Regions from separate parts of the Homo sapiens genome. Here all the other regions are linked to region 1. A link is an interaction called in ENCODE POLR2A ChIA-PET data of the cell type or tissue named here. Cell type or tissue: HepG2. All regions are shown on one strand. Links, peaks and the distances in the headings refer to the core of each region. The heading gives the core; the rest is flanking DNA. Region 1 has its middle 96 kb from the start of RPS6KA3. Region 2 overlaps RPS6KA3 (ribosomal protein S6 kinase A3). Region 3 has its middle 170 kb from the start of RPS6KA3. Region 4 overlaps RPS6KA3 (ribosomal protein S6 kinase A3).

What was found. Peaks named below come from ENCODE experiments on the same cell type or tissue, not always from the same donor. Only the 100,000 strongest peaks of a DNase experiment are listed, where the experiment ranks them.
Region 2: POLR2A ChIA-PET joins it to region 1 with 15 read pairs; 9 of 35 experiments call an interaction of 5 or more read pairs at or near these places.
Region 3: POLR2A ChIA-PET joins it to region 1 with 34 read pairs; 5 of 35 experiments call an interaction of 5 or more read pairs at or near these places.
Region 4: POLR2A ChIA-PET joins it to region 1 with 11 read pairs; 9 of 35 experiments call an interaction of 5 or more read pairs at or near these places.

Annotation. Positions count from the first base shown.
Region 1 is chrX:20,360,275-20,364,755 of GRCh38, reverse strand. No RefSeq gene overlaps it. Among named protein-coding and RNA genes, the nearest start is that of RPS6KA3, 96 kb to the right of the region's middle. In HepG2, for the core only: no CTCF peak of the experiment used is centred there; DNase peaks (open chromatin) are centred at 1,905, 2,725, 2,955 and 3,395; H3K4me3 peaks cover 2,327 bases.
Region 2 is chrX:20,251,103-20,255,583 of GRCh38, reverse strand. All of the region lies in intron 1 of RPS6KA3 (ribosomal protein S6 kinase A3), which reads left to right. Among named protein-coding and RNA genes, the nearest start is that of RPS6KA3, 14 kb to the left of the region's middle. RefSeq lists an enhancer at 2,339-2,633. In HepG2, for the core only: a CTCF peak has its summit at 2,473 (motif pointing left); a DNase peak (open chromatin) is centred at 2,453.
Region 3 is chrX:20,434,285-20,438,765 of GRCh38, reverse strand. No RefSeq gene overlaps it. Among named protein-coding and RNA genes, the nearest start is that of RPS6KA3, 170 kb to the right of the region's middle. In HepG2, for the core only: no CTCF peak of the experiment used is centred there; a DNase peak (open chromatin) is centred at 2,685.
Region 4 is chrX:20,257,263-20,261,743 of GRCh38, reverse strand. The region is part of intron 1 of RPS6KA3 (ribosomal protein S6 kinase A3); the gene reads left to right. Among named protein-coding and RNA genes, the nearest start is that of RPS6KA3, 7.4 kb to the left of the region's middle. In HepG2, for the core only: no CTCF peak of the experiment used is centred there; no DNase peak of the experiment used is centred there; H3K4me3 peaks cover 1,316 bases.

The sequences.
Region 1 (4,481 bases), core at 311-4,310:
TATAATTTATATTGTTATTACAAACATCTTTTTTCCTATTGGGTTTCTTATTGGTTACTACTAATGACAAAGAACTATATTTTTAGTATCAAAAAATCCTTATCAAGTATAAAATGGCAAACAAATAGAAAAATAGTGGTCAAAGGACATGAACAAACAATTTTCAGGAGAAACAAAAATAACCAATTAACACATTGAATTTTTTAGCTTAATTAACAATCAAAGAAATGCAAACAGCTCTGAGATAATCATTTTACACCTGCCAAAGTAAAAAAGTTTGTTTTTAAATTCTTTTTATATTTATTTATTTATTTATTTATTTATTTATTTATTTATTTATTTTTGAGACGGGCGTCTCACTCTGTTGCCCCATCTGGAATGCAGTGATGTGATCATGGCTCACTGTAGCCTCGACTTCCTGGGCTCAAGAGATCCTCCCACCTCAGCCTCCTGCGTAGCTGGGACTACAGGCACACACCACCATGTCTAGCCTGTTTTTAAATTCTTGTGCTGACTTCGTTTTAAGGATAATAGTAGCAGGCATCTTAATGTCCACTTGGCAGGAGTGTAATTGGTATAACTTTGAGAAAAAGGAATGTAAGAAAATGTTCTAAGAACTTTAAAAACTGTTTATGCCCAATCCTAGGGATTCCAGCCTGAGGAAAAAAATGTAAGATTGTCATAGTGAATGTTCACCCAAGAGTCATTTCTGATAACAAAAACTTGACAGAATCTAAATGTTTGACACCGGGCGAACACTTAAAGAAAGTGTGGTACAGGCCATGTGATGAAATGATCTAGCCATCATAATAACCATGTCTGAAAATTTTTGAATGGCTGAGAAAATGTGCAGGAAGAAACATCAAATGAGAAGGATCTATAGGCATATATAATTAGATTAGAGAAAATACATCATAATATAATCATATTCATCTCTGACAGTGGACTACCAGTAATTTCCATATTTTCATTATGGTTATATTTCCTAAATTTTTTACAATAACCATGTATTATCAGGACATGAAAATATTAAATAGATAAATGATCAAAACTGCTGTAAGAAACTAAAAGTGTGAAAGGATCTATCAGTTAACTTTTCAATGTTTGGTTTATTATATGTAATAACAGATACACACTACCTGTGGGCAGGCTATTATCTGCTTGAAAAGTGTGAAATGTTGGTTGTAACAATTTAGCTCCTACCAAGAAGGAGCCCACAAGATAGTCTTAAGATCCCTGATTAAAGCAAATGCAGTGGTAAGATGTGAGAGCTAAACAGTGTCAGGAACAGGGCGTTTGTCTAGGTATCTTAAAATGCATAGGATTTCTTTAAACCGGCAACTCTTCATAGTTCTAAATTACATATATTGTTCGTTCTTTCACTCAATAAATATTTCCATGCATATTTGGATCTAGACTTTAACGCAATGTTGACATTTTAAGGGAGATGAGCGTGTTGTTATTTTGGCAAAAACAAACACGTTATTTCAAAGGTTTATGCTGTTAGTTGGTCCGGTGTCCAAGTCCAGCACACCCGCGAATATAATCACACCCACAACCTTGCTGGGTGCTGTAATCCACTCCTCTCGCTCTCGCAGCCAGGAAAGATTTCAGAGTATCCTCTTACACTTACGTGTAACTGCCTACCGAGATATTTTTATCGTATCCTCAAAACCACTCATCTCCTTTTCATTTGCCTTTTATACTTACAATAACTTCAACTCTTTCCTCTTTCTGAAAACAAGGAAGTTCTCTTGATATTTATGTATTTATTTTGCTAGGAAACAAATTGGAATGGAGCCCATATTTCTATTCAGTGTCAATAGAGCTCATAAAGAGACCAGTTTCCCCCTCAGTTTAGGCCTCTTGGTCAAATTTACTCAGCTTGCCAGTCAGCAATTCATCCCACTCACAAGCCCTGGGCTTCTCTAGAGAATAAATAACCTAGGCCTGGAGCTCTGTGACTAATCATGTTTGCCCAGCCCTCACCATTCCTTCATTAAACGGCTTTTAGAATTCAGCTTCCTCCGTCCACCAGTGAGTAACAAATGCAGAGACTCTCCGGCCCAAACTCCATTCTAACATGGCAGCTTCCTCTTCACTCATTCCCAGCAGCATGCGTGTGGGTGTACATATTGTTAACGTGCTGTGTGTTCCTGCTCAGCATTTGCTCAGCTATACAGACACCCTCACCCTCGTATCTGCCCCCATCGGTCCTGTCTGCATTTAGAGGCCAGCCCTCAGTCAACAAGTGCACAGCAAACAGCGCTAGGAGGGATTTTTATGCCCACACAACAATGATGAAACTGCGCGTATGAGGCACCTAGGACAATCAGATTCATAAGGGAAGAAAGTAGAAGAGTGGTTGCCAGAACCTGGGGGAAGCAGGGAAGCGGGGAAGTGGGAGTTGGTGTTTAATGGGTACAGAGTTTCTGTTTGGGAAGGTGACAAAGCTCTCTCTGGAGATAGATGCACAGTGGTGGGTGCACATGAGTGGGAATGTATTTAACTGTATTTGAGTGTGCGCTGGACTGAACACTCAAACATGTAAATGGTAAATTTTATGTTATGCATATTTTATAACAATTTTTAAAAACCCAAATAGATAGAAAGAAAAAATGACAAGGAAAAAGCAGCCCTGTTTCTCTTGCGTAATCCAAGTCCCTTTTATCTAGATGCTGCCTCTTAACATTCCAGATGGGTGAGCTCTTAGATTTTCAGAGTTCCACACCGGGTCAACTGGTGAAAGGGAGCTGGGAAGAACGGGAGAGAAAGGAGACTCAGATGCAGCAGTGCCCATGAGAGCTTGCAGAGAAACTGCATAGAGAAAGCACCAGGCTTCAAAATCCTTGCAGGCTTTTTTTTTTTTTTTTTTTTTTTGCCCCTGGCTTCAGAAGTCCTTGCAAGGCACTTGTTTCTGGACTTTGCCTTGTTTTGGGGTGAGCAGCTTCCTCCCCAACTCCAACCAAGTTGATTCTTGTTATTTGCCCAGCAGCTTCACACACTGCCACCCTGGATAAAAGACAGTTTCTCCCTCTCCCCAACCCTGTCCAGCCCATTGAGACTCCGCCCCAGCTGTGCCTGCCCCTAGCCCAAATATCAGGGAAGACAGATGAGACTGGACAAGTAAATGGCAGCAAGCATCCAACTCTGCATTTTTCTGAGCTTTCTCCCCAATTCCTAAGTAAAATTCCTAAAGTAAAAATGGAATTTTTGCTGGAACAATTTTTAAGTCTAGCAAATCTGCCACATTCCTTAAACGACAGCTGCGGTAAGTGCAGCTACCGGGCTGTTGTGCAACATTCAGCCAATATTGGCACAACCGAGCACATGGATAAAACATGACATGCTTTCTCTGTTTTCCATGTTTTGCCACAAAAATTCTGTTCACAAAAGTCTGTGAGTCTTCAATGTCTGTCATTTCTGTGGGCTCATCTGGAAATTTAGAAAGTGCCCTTTCAGTTAAAATTCCTCCCCTGTCAAGTGATAGCGGTCTCCCCCTTGCCTTAGATAACACATTCCTTTCTCACCTGAACAAATGTTTACTTGCATATACTAAAGCAGCTACAACTACTATTTTTGTTTGGCATTTTCAGGGGATAATATGTAAGGTTGAGGATTTTTTTTAAATCCCGCTTTCCGAGATAACAAAGACCCACTAATCTGCAAAGATCAAATTCTTCCGCTCAATTAACATTTTACAACCTCCCTACTCTGTGGAAACAATTCTAAACAATTTGTACTGGTAACAATTCTAAACAATTTGCAATCTGTTTGAGTAGAAATCGGTAGAAATTAACAGCAAGGTGTTACTTGAAGTGAACTAAAACAACAAAATTTGAATCTCAAATTATAATTTATGCTTTACAGGTCTGACATATCAAAAAGGGAAGGAAAAATTCAGAAAACTACTCATAATGCCACAAGAGTGTCTCTAATTTAATTGCGCTATCCTCAGCAATAGGAAAAACAAAAATTTTCGTTTCTAGGAAATGGATTTTTAAAATATTCAGAGTACCTCCTGCCTTCTTGGAAAAAAAAATTCATTATTCTTTTAGTTAAAGGATTCTAACAAATTGAAAAGAAAACTAGTAAAGAGAGTTGAAAAGCTTTGTCAGATTAAAAACAAAATATCTACTATGCCAAGCCAAAATATTTTTCCAAAGCCAGGTTCTAAGACGTGAATTACATCTTTCAAGACCCCAAAGGATCATTCCAGATTGGATTTCATAAAAATAAGTACAATTTTGACCAAGAAAGTTTATTCAACAATAATATTGCCAAACCCTAACCAATGACCATTCACTATAACAAAATTTTAACACAATATATTAATGCTTTCAGTGAGCTATGATCACACCACTGCACTTCAGCCTAGGTGACAGAGTGAGACCCTGTCTCAAAATAACAATAATAGTACTGCTTAAACAGGCCTCGCAAAGTCCATATACAGTAGGTGATAAGTATAAAACAATACAGAA
Region 2 (4,481 bases), core at 359-4,358, 110 kb after region 1:
AACTTCTGGCCTCAGGTGATCCGCCCGCCTTGGCCTCCCAAAATGCTGGGATTACAGGCATGAGCCACCTTACCCAGCCTAATTCCTTTTTTAATTGAGATATTTACATACTATAAAATTCACCCTTGTATATGATTCGTGGCTTTTACTATATTCCCAAGGTTGTGCAGCCATCACCACTATCTATTTCCTAGAACATTTTCATCACCCCCAAAAAGAAATTTCATACATGTTAGCGGTCACTCCCCATTTCCTCCATTCCCCCAGTCCCTGGCAATCACTAATCTATTTTCTGTCTCTAGATTCACCTATTCTGGACATTTCATATTAATGGAATCCTACAGTATGTGGCCTTTGTGTCTGTTTTCAAGGTTCTTGCATGTTTCAAGGTTCATACATGTTGTAGCATGTAGGAAGACTTCATTCTTTTATGTGGCTGAATAATCTATTTTATGGATATACCACAGTTTGTTTATCCATTTATCAGTTGATGGACGTTGGAAATTGTTTCTACCTTTTGGCTATTATGAATAATGCTGCTGTGAACATTCGTATTAAGTTTTTATGTGAACACATGTTTCCAGTTTTCTTGGATATATACCTAGGAGTAGAATTGCTGAGTCATATGGTAAATCTATGTTTAGCTTTTTGAGGTACTGCCAAACTTTTCCAGCTGGCCTGTACCATTTTACATTCCCATCAGCAGTGTATGAGAGTTCCAGCTTTTCCGTATCCTTGCCATCACTTATTATTGTCTTTTTTACTATAACCATCCTACTGGGTGTGAAATGGTATCTCATTGTGGTTTTGATTTGCATTTCTCTAATGACTGATGATGTTAAGGATCTTTTCATGTGCTTCTTGTCCATTCGTATACATAATTCACGTGCTTATTTTGTTACCGTTTTAGGGACTTAAGTTGGCTTTTGTTCTAATGCTGATAGGGAAGTTCCTTGTATATGTATTTCTTCTCAGAAAACTTAGTTTCAATACGTGCTTTTAAGATATTTTCTTTCTTTTTAGATTTGATAAATACAAGGCTTTTCCTAAAATAGTGGTTTTCCAAATGGGTTAATAGAGCTCTAGGTTCTATGAAAGTGCCTTAGGATACCTCTCACCTAGGGCACCCTTTCTCTCAGCCAGAGTGGAATTCCTAGAGGAACACAACAAAGAATTAAATATTGGTTATAGAACTTAAAAAAGAAAGTTACAGAAAGAAAACAAAGATTGGGGCAGTGATATTTTTCCTTAGAGTCTCCTCGGCCTAAACTAGTCTATAGTTTCTTATTTAAAGCAAAAGTGCAAGAGTTAATTGAAGATTAATTATTAATCTTAATAGGAAGATAATATGCCTAGAATCTCTGAAATTAAATATAAGTCAACAGATAAATGAATTCAGGAATCCATCTCAAGTGAAGTAACGTATACAGGTATGTTATTTGAAGAAGTAAAAATGCAAATAAAACAAAACCTTATTTGCCTCTTTTCCTTCAAGTTCCTGCTGGCTGTTGGTATAATTCAAGAGTAATAGCTATCAAAATGGATGTTCATATTAAGTAATCCTTAGAGAAATGTCATAGGCAAATTAAAAATAAGTTTTGCCTTGGATTAATAAAAAGAAGAGCTCATAAATGAGTTTTAAAGCTATCTCCTGCCCACCACCTCCCCTCCCCCGCCAGCTCTTCTGAGTATGTATAGTATACTACTAGGTGAAAATGAATTAAATGGATTTATTTTCTTTTGGAACATTAAAGTCTAGAAGTACTAGGGTGGGCAGGAAGTTTAATAGCATGAAACAAGGTAAATTAGTAAAGAATAATATAAGCAGATGTAATTGGATCTTTAGGAGGAAATTATGACCTATAATGTTACAGCAGTTTTCTGTAGTACATTTTCAACCATAATGTGGAAAATTAGAAAATAAATGTTATTTTCAACATAAAAATTAATCACTTGGAGGATACATCTGGTTCTGCCAAGATAGAGGACCCCTATTCCTCCTTGATCTCCCTTACAGCGAAAACACTGTAGACATAACAAACAAGCACAGGAACACTCTAAAGGTGGAAAAAGAAGGCAAACAGCCTGCAGACCTCGAGACTCAAGAAAACCCAGGGAATTCACTATTTGTGTTCTTCCTGTCACCTCCCATATATCCTAGACAGGGTGCTATGAAAGCCTCCAAACTAGAACTGCCAACAGTCACAGACAAAAAGAGCTCTGAGAAAAAGCCTGTTTCCTTTAGACAAACAACTGGGGGAAAGGTAGCCAAGTAAGTCTAAACCTTTTTGACAATACTCACCCTACCCTGGCCAAATACCATCAGAAAAACCCCACCCCACCCCACCCCAAAGAAGCAAATAACAGTGCTCTCACTCCCCAACCCAGTGGTGTGGGCTGGGGAGATCAGAGACCTAAGCACCCATTTCTTTGCCCAGCAAAAGCAGACAGCACTTTGGTTCCCCCTGCTGGGTGGTTTTGGCAGACCAGGCAGGAAGCGTTTTCCCTCATTCCACTTCAAGCTGAAGGAAGTTATGCTCTTGCCAGGGTGGTGTCTAGCAGCAGTGGGGTCTAGTAGCAGATTGAGCCTCCACCCCAACCCAGAAGCAATGACACTTAACAAGGTGACGTGAGCCAGGGCTAATCCATACTCTACCCTCACCTTACATCAACGAGGCAGAACAAGATGGTTGGAGGTAGGATTCTCAACACATCTTACCTCCACTAATGTCAGTGGGGCCCAGTGGAGAACTGAGCCTTCACTCCCATCTGGCAAGTGATGGGTGGCAGGGCTAGTTGGCATTCTGCTTCCTTCTCTACCCTCCCCTGTTGTTAGCTGGGTCCTTTGGGGAGCTGAGCTTTTGGCTTTATAGTGCAGCAACAAAGAAGTTTGAGTCAGCCCTCTGCTTTCCTCCTCCCTGTCATCAGTGGGGCCCAGCAGGGAGGTGAGCTTACACCCCTACTCAGAGGCAGTGAGGTGATACAGGTTGGTGCCCTACTTTCATTGGGACTAAGAGTGGAGCTGAACTTCCGTCCCACCCATCTGCAACAAAACAGTGTGAGTCATTGCTCCACTTTTGCCTGGGTGATGTTGGTGCGGCCCAGAGGGAAGTTGAACATACACACTCCACCTCAACAGGAGGACTGCCTGCTTCGGGGAAAAAAAAAAAAAGATTAAATAGGAAAGAGTCCTATAATCTCCAAATATCCATTAGACAGTAAAAAATCACTTATACCAAAAACCAGGAAAATCGCAACATGAGTGAGAAAAGACAGTCAACACACATCATCACTGTGATAATTCAGATGTTGTAATTATCAGACCAGAATTTTAAAGCAGCCATCACAAAAATGCCTCAGTGAGCAATCACAAACACTCTTGAAACAAATGAAAAATTAGTCTCAGAAAAGAAATGGAAGCCATAAGGAAGAACCAAATAGAAATTTTAGAACTGAAAAATACAGTAACAAATAAACTTACTACATGGGCTAGATAGAAGAATGGAGATGATAGGAAAGAATAACATTGGAGATAAAGCAATAGAAATGAACAATAGAGAAAAAATAAACTGGAAAATGAACAGAGCCTCAAGAGCCTGGTGAACATTAACAAAAGATTTAACATTTATGTCATCAGAGTCCCAGAAAGGGAAAAAAGAAACTGGACCTGAAGAAATAATGGCTGAAATTTCCCCAAATTTTGCAAAAGACATAATCTTACAGATTCAGGAAGCTGACTGAATCCCAAATAAGATAAATGCAAAGTAATCCACTCCTAGACAAAATCAAAATCAAACTTTTGAAAATGAGTAGTTATTGTCTAATAGATACAGAGTTTCAATTTTGCAAGATAGTTCTGAAGATTAGTTGCATAATGTGAATATACTTAATACTACTAAACCATACACTTAAAATAGTTGAGATAGTGAATTTTATGTTATGTTTTATGACAATTGAAAAAGTAAAATATCAAACTTTTGAAAATTAAAGAATCTTTAAAGCAGTTAGAGAGAAATGAACTGTTACCTATAGGGAACAACTCATGCGACAGCAGATTTTCCATCAGAATCTATGGACGTCTGCCAGGCACAGTGGCTTACGCCTATAATCCCAGCACTTTGGGAGACTTACGCCTGTAATCCCAGCACTTTGAGGGGCTTACGCCTATAATCCCAGCACTTTGGGAGGCCAAGGCAAGAGGATTGCTTGAGCCCAGGAGTTCGAGATCGGCTTGGGCAACATGGCAAGACCCCATTTCTACAAATAATAACAATAATAAAAATAAATAGCCAGGCATGGTGGCACGTGCCTGTAATTCCAGCTACTGGGGAGGCTGAAGCTGGAGGATCACTTGAGCCCAGACAGTCAAGGCCCCAGTGAGCCATCTTCACACCACTGCACTCCAGCCTGGGCGACACAGTGAGACCTCATCTCAAAACATCTATGGATGCCAGAAGGATATGGCACACCATTTTTCAAGT
Region 3 (4,481 bases), core at 304-4,303, 74 kb before region 1:
AAGCGATTCTCCTGCCTCAACCTCCCAAGTAGCTGGGATTACAGGTGCCCACCACCACACCTGGCTAATTTTTTGTATTTTTAGTAGAGATGGGGTTTCACCATGTTGGCCAGGCTGGTCTCGAACTCCTGACCTCAGCTGATCCACCTGTCTCGGCCTCCCAAAGTGTTAGGATTACAGGCGTGAGCCACCGCACCCAGCCGAAAGAGCCTTTTTATGTTTGTGAACTACCTTCCCTTCCAAAGGTTGTTGGGGTCCCATCTAAAGGTTGTTTTTACAAAATTCTGTGACCAGCATATTTAGTTGTGCAGACAAGAAAATGGAGCACTGAGATTAGGTGACTTCCCAAAGCTGACAGAGTCAATTAGGAAGAGAGCTAGGACTCAAATAAAATCTTCATACTTTAAATCCAATGTGCCTGCATCACACTACGATTAGCTGTGATCCTCTAATTAATGAGAGCACCGACAGCCAACACACCCATGCTATGCATGTGCAAAGTACCCACATTTGCTTCAAAGGTTTCAACTGGTCACTAGTCTATCCAACGAACAAACAACAATGAAAATCACCTCCCAGAGTTACAACTCTTCAGTCACTCATGGCACACAATTTAGTGTTCTGGATTTTAAAGTCTTCAAATAACTGAAACACAAATTAACCACAATTGTTTCTGTAGCACCACTTTTTAATGAAATGTGTTTAAACTGTATTATGTGCAGAAGACTGCTAAGGTATAGCCTGCAACCTTTGCAAATTTCTAAACTCTCAAATAACAAATGTTTGTGCAAGCTCCTGGCTATCTCCTAAATCATATTTCCTTTAAGAGTAGCTTATTTCCTGTGCATGTCCACACACCACAAGTTATCTGCCTTTTCAACTTCTACCAGTGTTTTCTCTTTCACTTATGGCTGTGTCTAACAAAGAAACATTTTTAACTGCTTTGTACCTGACGTGAATAGAGAACACAGGAACCATGTTGAGGTTCAGAGGCTAAGTGGTCAGCTAAATTTAGTGGCTAAATGATACAGTTCTGTAACTCAGCCTCACAAAACATAAAATTCAAATCACCAAAAAAGAAAAAGAAAAATCTGGAACTGCAAATGGCCTTTTCAAACTGTACTGCCATATTCAGAAATTGACCTCTTCCTTGGAGATTCTAGATCATAAGAATAAGCAACAGGGCCTACAACAGTGCCTAGATCATAGTAGGTATTCAAAAAAAATAGCTCAGCAACTAACCAGAGTCTAGATTCTCCTCATAAATCTTCAGGAACAAGAAAAATTATACTACCGTTGAATGAAAGATCTTCCTTGGCTCTGGTAGTGACTAATGAGCCCCCATCAGCTCAGCTACATTCAAGAAGTTTGCCAATTATTTGCAAAGTAGCTAATCACAGTTGGCCCTCAACAGCCTTAGAATATAGTAGTGTACAGTTCACAGCTTTATTTCTTTGATACAGAAAGCTTGTATACTGTCAAGAAATGAGACTCAACTCTTCAATGAGATGGGATTACCCCCTTTCAAGAGTGTAATCTGAAGGAAGACTTGAGAAGGTTCCCTAAAACTCAACTAGGAAATGTCAAAAGCCTTCCCTTAGCCCAGCAATTTCACACCTGGGAATTTCATTTTAGGAATTAACAAAGGATTAATACATAAAAAGCTCCCATAAATATTTAGCAAAAATAAAAAGAGCATACTATTTAACTTCGCAAATGACAGAGGATATTTCAGAGTAAAAATATAAATAACCAATAATTACAGGAAAGAAGTGCAATGGTGAGATATATTTACTCATCAATCAACCTGGAAGAATTGAAAATATTAGTAATACTCACTGTTGTCAAGGGTGACATTTCTCACTGTTGAGAGAATGGATTGGAGGAGTATTATTTGGTATTCCAGATTTTGAGGATCAATTGTCTGTATCTATTGAAAGTGAAAATGCCCATGCTATCTGACCCAGCTATTACACCTCCAGGCATCTATCGCATAGAAGTATAGAAATATATGCACATGTACAAAAACATAGAGATGCAAAAATACTTCGATTGCCATTTTTTTAAAAAAATTACAATTAAAGGTCCATTCTCAGGGGAGTCATTACATAAATTATACCATATCAATTCAATAGAATAATATGAAGCCATTTAAAAGAAAGAAGTGCATGGCTATATTAATACAGAACAATCACCATGACATAGTAGTACATGGAAAAAGTAACTTGCAGAATAATTCAGTGTAGATCTTATTTAAGAAAAAAGGCTGTGTATGAGCATATGTACATGTACTTGAATATATATGTATAGAGAAAGGTATAAAGGGAGACAAGAAACTGCAGTTGTTGCTTCTGGGAAGGTGAGTAGATGGACAGACAAAGTGAAGAGGCACTTTTACATTTTACTATGTGTACTGCCACATCATCATAATTTTGCAAATGAAAAGGTATTTATGTATTGCTTAGATGATTTTTATAAAACAACAAAAATACATAATAAAAGAATTTTTTTGAACAAAGCCTTCATCTAGAAAGGACTTGCTATTGGAAGGCAGAAAAGCAAAAGGGAAGTTTTGAAAAATAAAAATGAAAAGACCAAGTGAGTGTGTGTAGCTGAAGGTTCAAAGGCCACTTGCTGACTCTACCCTAAAGTTAAAAATTGGCCACTAGAAATCTGAGGCCGGGAATCACAGGGGACTCTGTTGACTGCTTGAGCTGAACTAATCTGATCAGAACCTGGATAGAACATGAACAAAAATGTTTCTTTCCACTTCTGTCTCTGTGTAGCTTAAAAGTGTCCACCAATTCTTTGCCACTCCTCCCATCAAAAGCTGGAGTCTATTTTCCCTCCCCTTGAATCTGGGCATGCCCTGTGACTTGCTTTGACCCATAGAATATGACAGAAATGACAATGTGCTTGCTCTGAGCCAAGCCTTTGAGCGCCAAGCCTCAGAGAAACCTGGAAGCTTCCACTGTCTGATTATAAGAAGCCTAAATATCCTGAGACCACCATGGTAAGGCCCAGCTAGCCACATAAAGAAGTCACATGGCAAAGAACTGAGACCCGAGCATATGACCCCAAGTGAGCCATCTCAACCAATTCCCAACCATTCAAGCCACCGAAGCCAAGGACCCAGACATTGTGAAGCAGAGGCAAGCCACCCTCACCGTGCCTCTCCAGATACTTGACCTACAAAATCATGAGCAGCTAAAATAGTAGTTGCTTTAAACCACTAAGTTTTAGGGTAGTTTGTTCCACAGCAATAGGTAACCAAAACTCTCTGTGCTGTTCTCTTTCTCCCCATTCTTTCAACTATGAGAAGACATTACAGGGATTTGTAGTCTGACACAGTTGGATTTCATTACAAATCCTATAGTCACAGTACTGACCATGGAAACAAACTAACATTCTGACCCAAAAGATGCAACGTGCCAAACACTCAGACAACTATCTTCCTAGAAACTTCCAACTAAGTATTGTAAGATATCCAATAGTGCATGGGTGTTTTCGAGCTGGAAATAATCAGGTCATTCTTGAACTTGGAAAACCAAATTGCCAGCCTCTGACATCACAAAAGGATTTCTCTTCTCTGGAACCTGCTCTGCAGAAGTTCATCCAGAGGCTGGACCCTCCAAGGGATACACCCTGGCTCCGCCACCTGGTCCTTCTACATGCTGGTCCAGCCTCTGACTAGCATGGATGGGGAGCATCTGGGAATCATTGAGGGGCTAAGGGAAGTGGCAAGCAAGGAGGGTTATGGGTGTGGGTGGGAGCAAAGCCACAGCTGCAGTCTTCAGAGATCATCTGGGTGGGCCCTGAGACTGAGACCCCAACAGGATTTGAACCCAAAGAAATCTGGCTGTTTGACTTCTCAAAGAAGGAGGTAGTCAGTCCCTGTCAACACTGGCCTGAAGCTTCTCCAAATGATGTTTTCCTAGCACACCGAGGTAAAAGTTGCTTGGTTGCCCTAAATCTTGAAGTCGGTCTCTTCCTAACAATCTTTCTGACATGCACGTCTCAAATATTCAGCGTGGTCCAGAAGTTAGAAATCACTGTATCCATCCAGATGAATGTACACAGATGTTTCTGACTTCATTCTCACATGAAAAAAAATAATTGAATTGCTCTTTCCCATTTTGGGATATTTTGACTTAGTTTACTGGGAATTTTTCTGGCTAGTATACAGCTGAAGTTTTGAAACTTCCCAAGAATGATACATTTTAGTTGTTCTGCATAAACAGATGTGACCACCATCTATTCTAGATCTAGACCCTTGCTACTCCAGGAACCAGCAGCATCAGCATCACCTGGGAGCTCATCAGAAAGACAGAATCTCAGGTCTCACCTTAGACCTACTGCATCAGAATCTGCTTTCTAACAAGATCTTCAGGGATTTGTGTGCCTACTACATTTGAGAAGCTCTGATCTGGGGGACCACATCCTTTGGCTGCTGCTCCAGGAACATCCAGCTCCTCCTTCAT
Region 4 (4,481 bases), core at 276-4,275, 100 kb after region 1:
TCAGTAAAAACTACCATATTTAATCATTAAGTTTTGTCATGATTTAGCAAAACAAACGCAAATGTGTGTGTGTCTGTGTGTGTATGTGTTTTATAAAACAGGTTCAGGATAAAATGTATCCATATAGCACATTATGATTATTTTAATACATTTGGCCTATTTATTTTTTGACAGTTTATCAAGTTGTACAATTTAAAAGCCAATATTTATTAATCCCTAATGTACAGAAACATAGGAGGAAGTTGTCTCTTTGGTTAAACAAACTGTTGAAAGATAAACTTTGGCACACCAAAATGTTTACTTTTCAATTGATAAATAATATTTGTACATTTTTATGGGGTCATGTGATATTTTGTTCCATGCATAGAATGTGTAATGATCACATCAGGGTATTTGGGATATCCATTAATCATTTCTGTGTGTTGGGAACATTTCAAATCCTCTCTTTTAACTATTCTGAAATATATAAAACATTGTTATTAACTATAGTCACCCTACTCTACTCTGCTATCCATTGTTAGAACTTATTCCTTCTATCCAATTGTATGTACTGTGCCCATTAACCAACCTTTCTTCACCCCCACCCCCTCTGTAACCCCCACACTCGTCCTATCCTCTAGTAACTCTCATTCTGAGTAGAAACTCCCTACCTATGAGTCCCACGTGTGAGTAAGAACATGCAGTATTTGTCTTTTTGTCATGTGACCTATTTTAAGCAAATACATTAGTTACTAGTAATTAAGTAATTTGGTTTTTGCTCATTCTTAAAACTTAGAAGGGACTTTGTGGGGTTATTTGGATTAATAGCAAAGTGTTAAAGAACATAAGCTCTGGAGCCATAAAGACCTGTGTTTGAGTCCTGGCTCTGCCACTTAATAACTTTGTAACCCTATGCAAGTTATATTTAATATCTCTATACTTCAACATCCTAATTTGTAAAATAGGGATGAAAATAATGTCTACCTCATAGAGTTTTGGTGAGAATTAAATGAAATGATAATATATGTAAAGTACTTGGTTCAGTACATGGTTTAAGTTTTTAATAAACAATAGTTACAATGAATCATCCCTCTTAAAGAACTGTCTCAGTTCTTTGTTTTTCCTCTGGGGTAATTTTTTAGAATCCAGCAAAGCAATTAAAAGTGATTTATTTGATTGATCAGTTTAAATAGTCATGGTAATATCTGAACGTAATTGAAAGGGCAAGGGGAACAGAAATCTCTTTAATCTTACCCTTTTTGCATTGATCCCTTCCTCAGTATTGTCTTTAAAGGGAAAAAACAACATTGTGAAGAATATATGTGGAAGAAGGAAGAAAGGAAAGTTTGTTCACATTTTTAACATTGCTCAAATTGGAAGATGTCTCACAGTCCATGGGATGTCATAGTTTAATTAGCAGCATGTTTTTCCTTAACAATATATAAAATAATAGTGTATCTTACACTTGATTGTATCTTTTAATCAATGAAATATAGTGTATTCTGTATGTCTACCTCTTGAAGATAATGTGTCCCTGAAGAAATGGTTAAAGTCAGTTTATAGCATCAATAGGTAGAATTTTAACTTTCTTTCTAAAACATACCAACACAAAATGTGCACACCTTTTTATATTTTAGGATGAATCCGTTCTGTTAATTTTTAGGGAAGGAAATTAATATGTCACACCTCCTTCCCCATTACTATAAATACATTTGTTTTAGTTATTTCGAAATGCCATAGGGTAACTGGGTTTTCCTGTCTAGAAATGTAATCCTTTAGATTTTGTCTGTAATGTGGTGTTGGTTCTTACAGAACTCTAAATAGTATATATAGTATTTTTCAAGCCGAAAAGTCTCTGGAGATATGATGTTAAAAGGTGTATCCATGCCTCAAGAATCACCCCCCTCCAAAAAATAAGGTAGTGTGGCATAATCAAGTAAGTTGGGGAAATGTGGCATTAAATAAGATTTAACCTGTCTTTACTGTATAATTTAGAACTTTTAAGATGTTGTATACAATGAATCTGCAAAATGGATATGGCCCACGGCATTTGAGACTTGATGTCAGAACCCCTTTTTTGTAAACCATCTATTGAAGTCTCAGTGGACACAAAGTGCTTTGCAGAACACAGTTTTGGAAAGTCTGATAACTACAGTAACGCGATCCAGTATTGCCTGGAAATGAGCTGTTATGTTTAATTGACTATATTGAAGTGTTTTCTTTAACTGTCAAGAGTTTTGTTTCATTTTGAATTGAAATCTTTCTAAATTAAATTGTATAAAAATGTTCCGTCTTAATAGTGAATATAAATTTAATAATAATTTAAATAAAAGTTAAAAATAATTTACACTTTTGATTCACTGTTCTGAAAATTAATGGTCATATTCTACTTAATATCAAGCTAATTGCCCCTACTAAATGGCCTGTACCTTGACTGTTTCTGTAACTTATGTCTAATATTTGTAGTTTAAAAATTCTCTTATATGCCACTTTATGCCACTGTTAATCTGCTTTTCTCTCCCATTTTCCTGTTTAAATTAATTGCTTCTTGTTTTCACTTACTAGAGAATAGATAGCTAGGATTAGTAATATAAAAAAGTTACAGTTTCCAAATAATGTAAAATAGCATCCTCACTCTTTTTCTGGTCTCTGCTCATCATGTACAAATACCTCTGGGGTCAGGGGTATTTGCTGGGCATATTACCAAATAATAAATAGTGATTTTATGTTTTACATACCATAACAGAATGGCTCAATTGCTGACATTACCTGCCCTGCATATTTACCTTCCTCTCTTGAAGATGTCAGCTAGAAAGTAGAACATGAATGAACTAAAAAACAGGCAGCTTTAAATTGAAAGCTAGCCTACTGCCCTGCCTGGAGTCACATCTCCACATTGTGAGTCCTTTTCTGTTGTTCTCATAAAGTAGTGCTAGTTTCCTAAATATTTGTTACTCTACACGTAGGTGTAAATCTAAAAGCACTTTTAGATTTCTTGTCATAGTAGAATTACAACCATAAGTTAAATCGAATTTTCCCATCTTAACTAATATATCCATGGTCTCTTATATAACTTAAAAACTTGTTTTGTCCACCATATAAATTGATTTTTATAATCTTACATATGGTGATAATCTCATCTTCAAATCTGACCTGGTCATTTAGATTTCTGTGAGCTTGTCTCTAATTCTTTGGGCCACAAAGCTTGTCCTAGGAAACTTGGTTCAGTCATTTGATATGTGTTAGAAGCAGATGTCAAATGATAGCCTGAAGCAAAAGATCATTTTGACATTAATAGATTGAAATGCATCTCAAGTGCAGTGGTTTGGGATAAATCTTCACTCCAGAAATCTTGTAAAACCTGTGGCAAAAATCTCAGCTACCTAGAATGTTACTTCATTTCTTCACATTTAGGAACAGAGGCATCTATCTGAAAATAATGTAAAATAATAAAGATTTACTTAAAATCACAAAAAATTTCTGGATCAGCACTGTTTAGTACAGTAGCTGCTATCTATATGTGGCTGTTGAGCACTTGAAATGTGGCTAGTGTGGAAGTGAACTTTTAAATTTTATCTAATAGTCACCAGTGGCTATTGGCTACCATGTTGAACAGTACAATTCCAGATTACAGGATTAGTACAAATTGAATGCATTTTTTACACCAGTGTTTTTTCATTTCTACCTTGTATGATTTGTATCTTGAAATTAATAGGCTAAACCTTTTCTAAAAACAAATATTTAACATGCTTTTTCAAATTATGTTTAATCAGGTTAGTTTTGTCCTTTTCTACCCTGAAGATTCTGATAAACCCTCTAGGGTGGTACATACCCCACAAATCACCATTCTACTCTTCCTACAGCTTTAATAGTTTTACTGTGACATCTCATTCAAGTGATAACACTAAAGCATTGGGGCAAATTTAAATATCAAAAAATGTTGTAATTACAAGTTTCCTCTTGTGCACCGAGCTTACAGACCGAGACATAAACAGTAAGACTAATGTCTCTGGGGAGAAAAATATACAATTATCTTCTATATTATTGGATAAATAAATTACTGTATGGTAATTTGTTTAAATATTGTGTTGCATTCACTGTACTGTGCTAGTTAAAACGGAAAAAGTGGATTGGTGCATTTTGAAATATGAAAGCATTTAAATTTTTTTAGCATATAATTTTAGAGAACAACTTAGCCCTACCCTATTTATGTAAGAAAATTGAGACCTGTTCAGGCAGACCTGCTGCAGGTGATATGTTAACAAAGTCAGAGTTGGCGTGTGCAGCACATTTATTTCACTAAAATTCATTTTGTCATCCACATCATATCAATACAACTCTTTAATTTTATGTAAACTATCTTAAATACAAATTCTGAAAGAGCCACAATGCACAAAAGTTCAAATATTACTTTTTCTCTACTCTCTGCTAATTTTAACTCGTAAGTCTGGAAAATACAGTCCTTAGTTTACAAAAACAACTTCAGAATGTTCCTACCTACA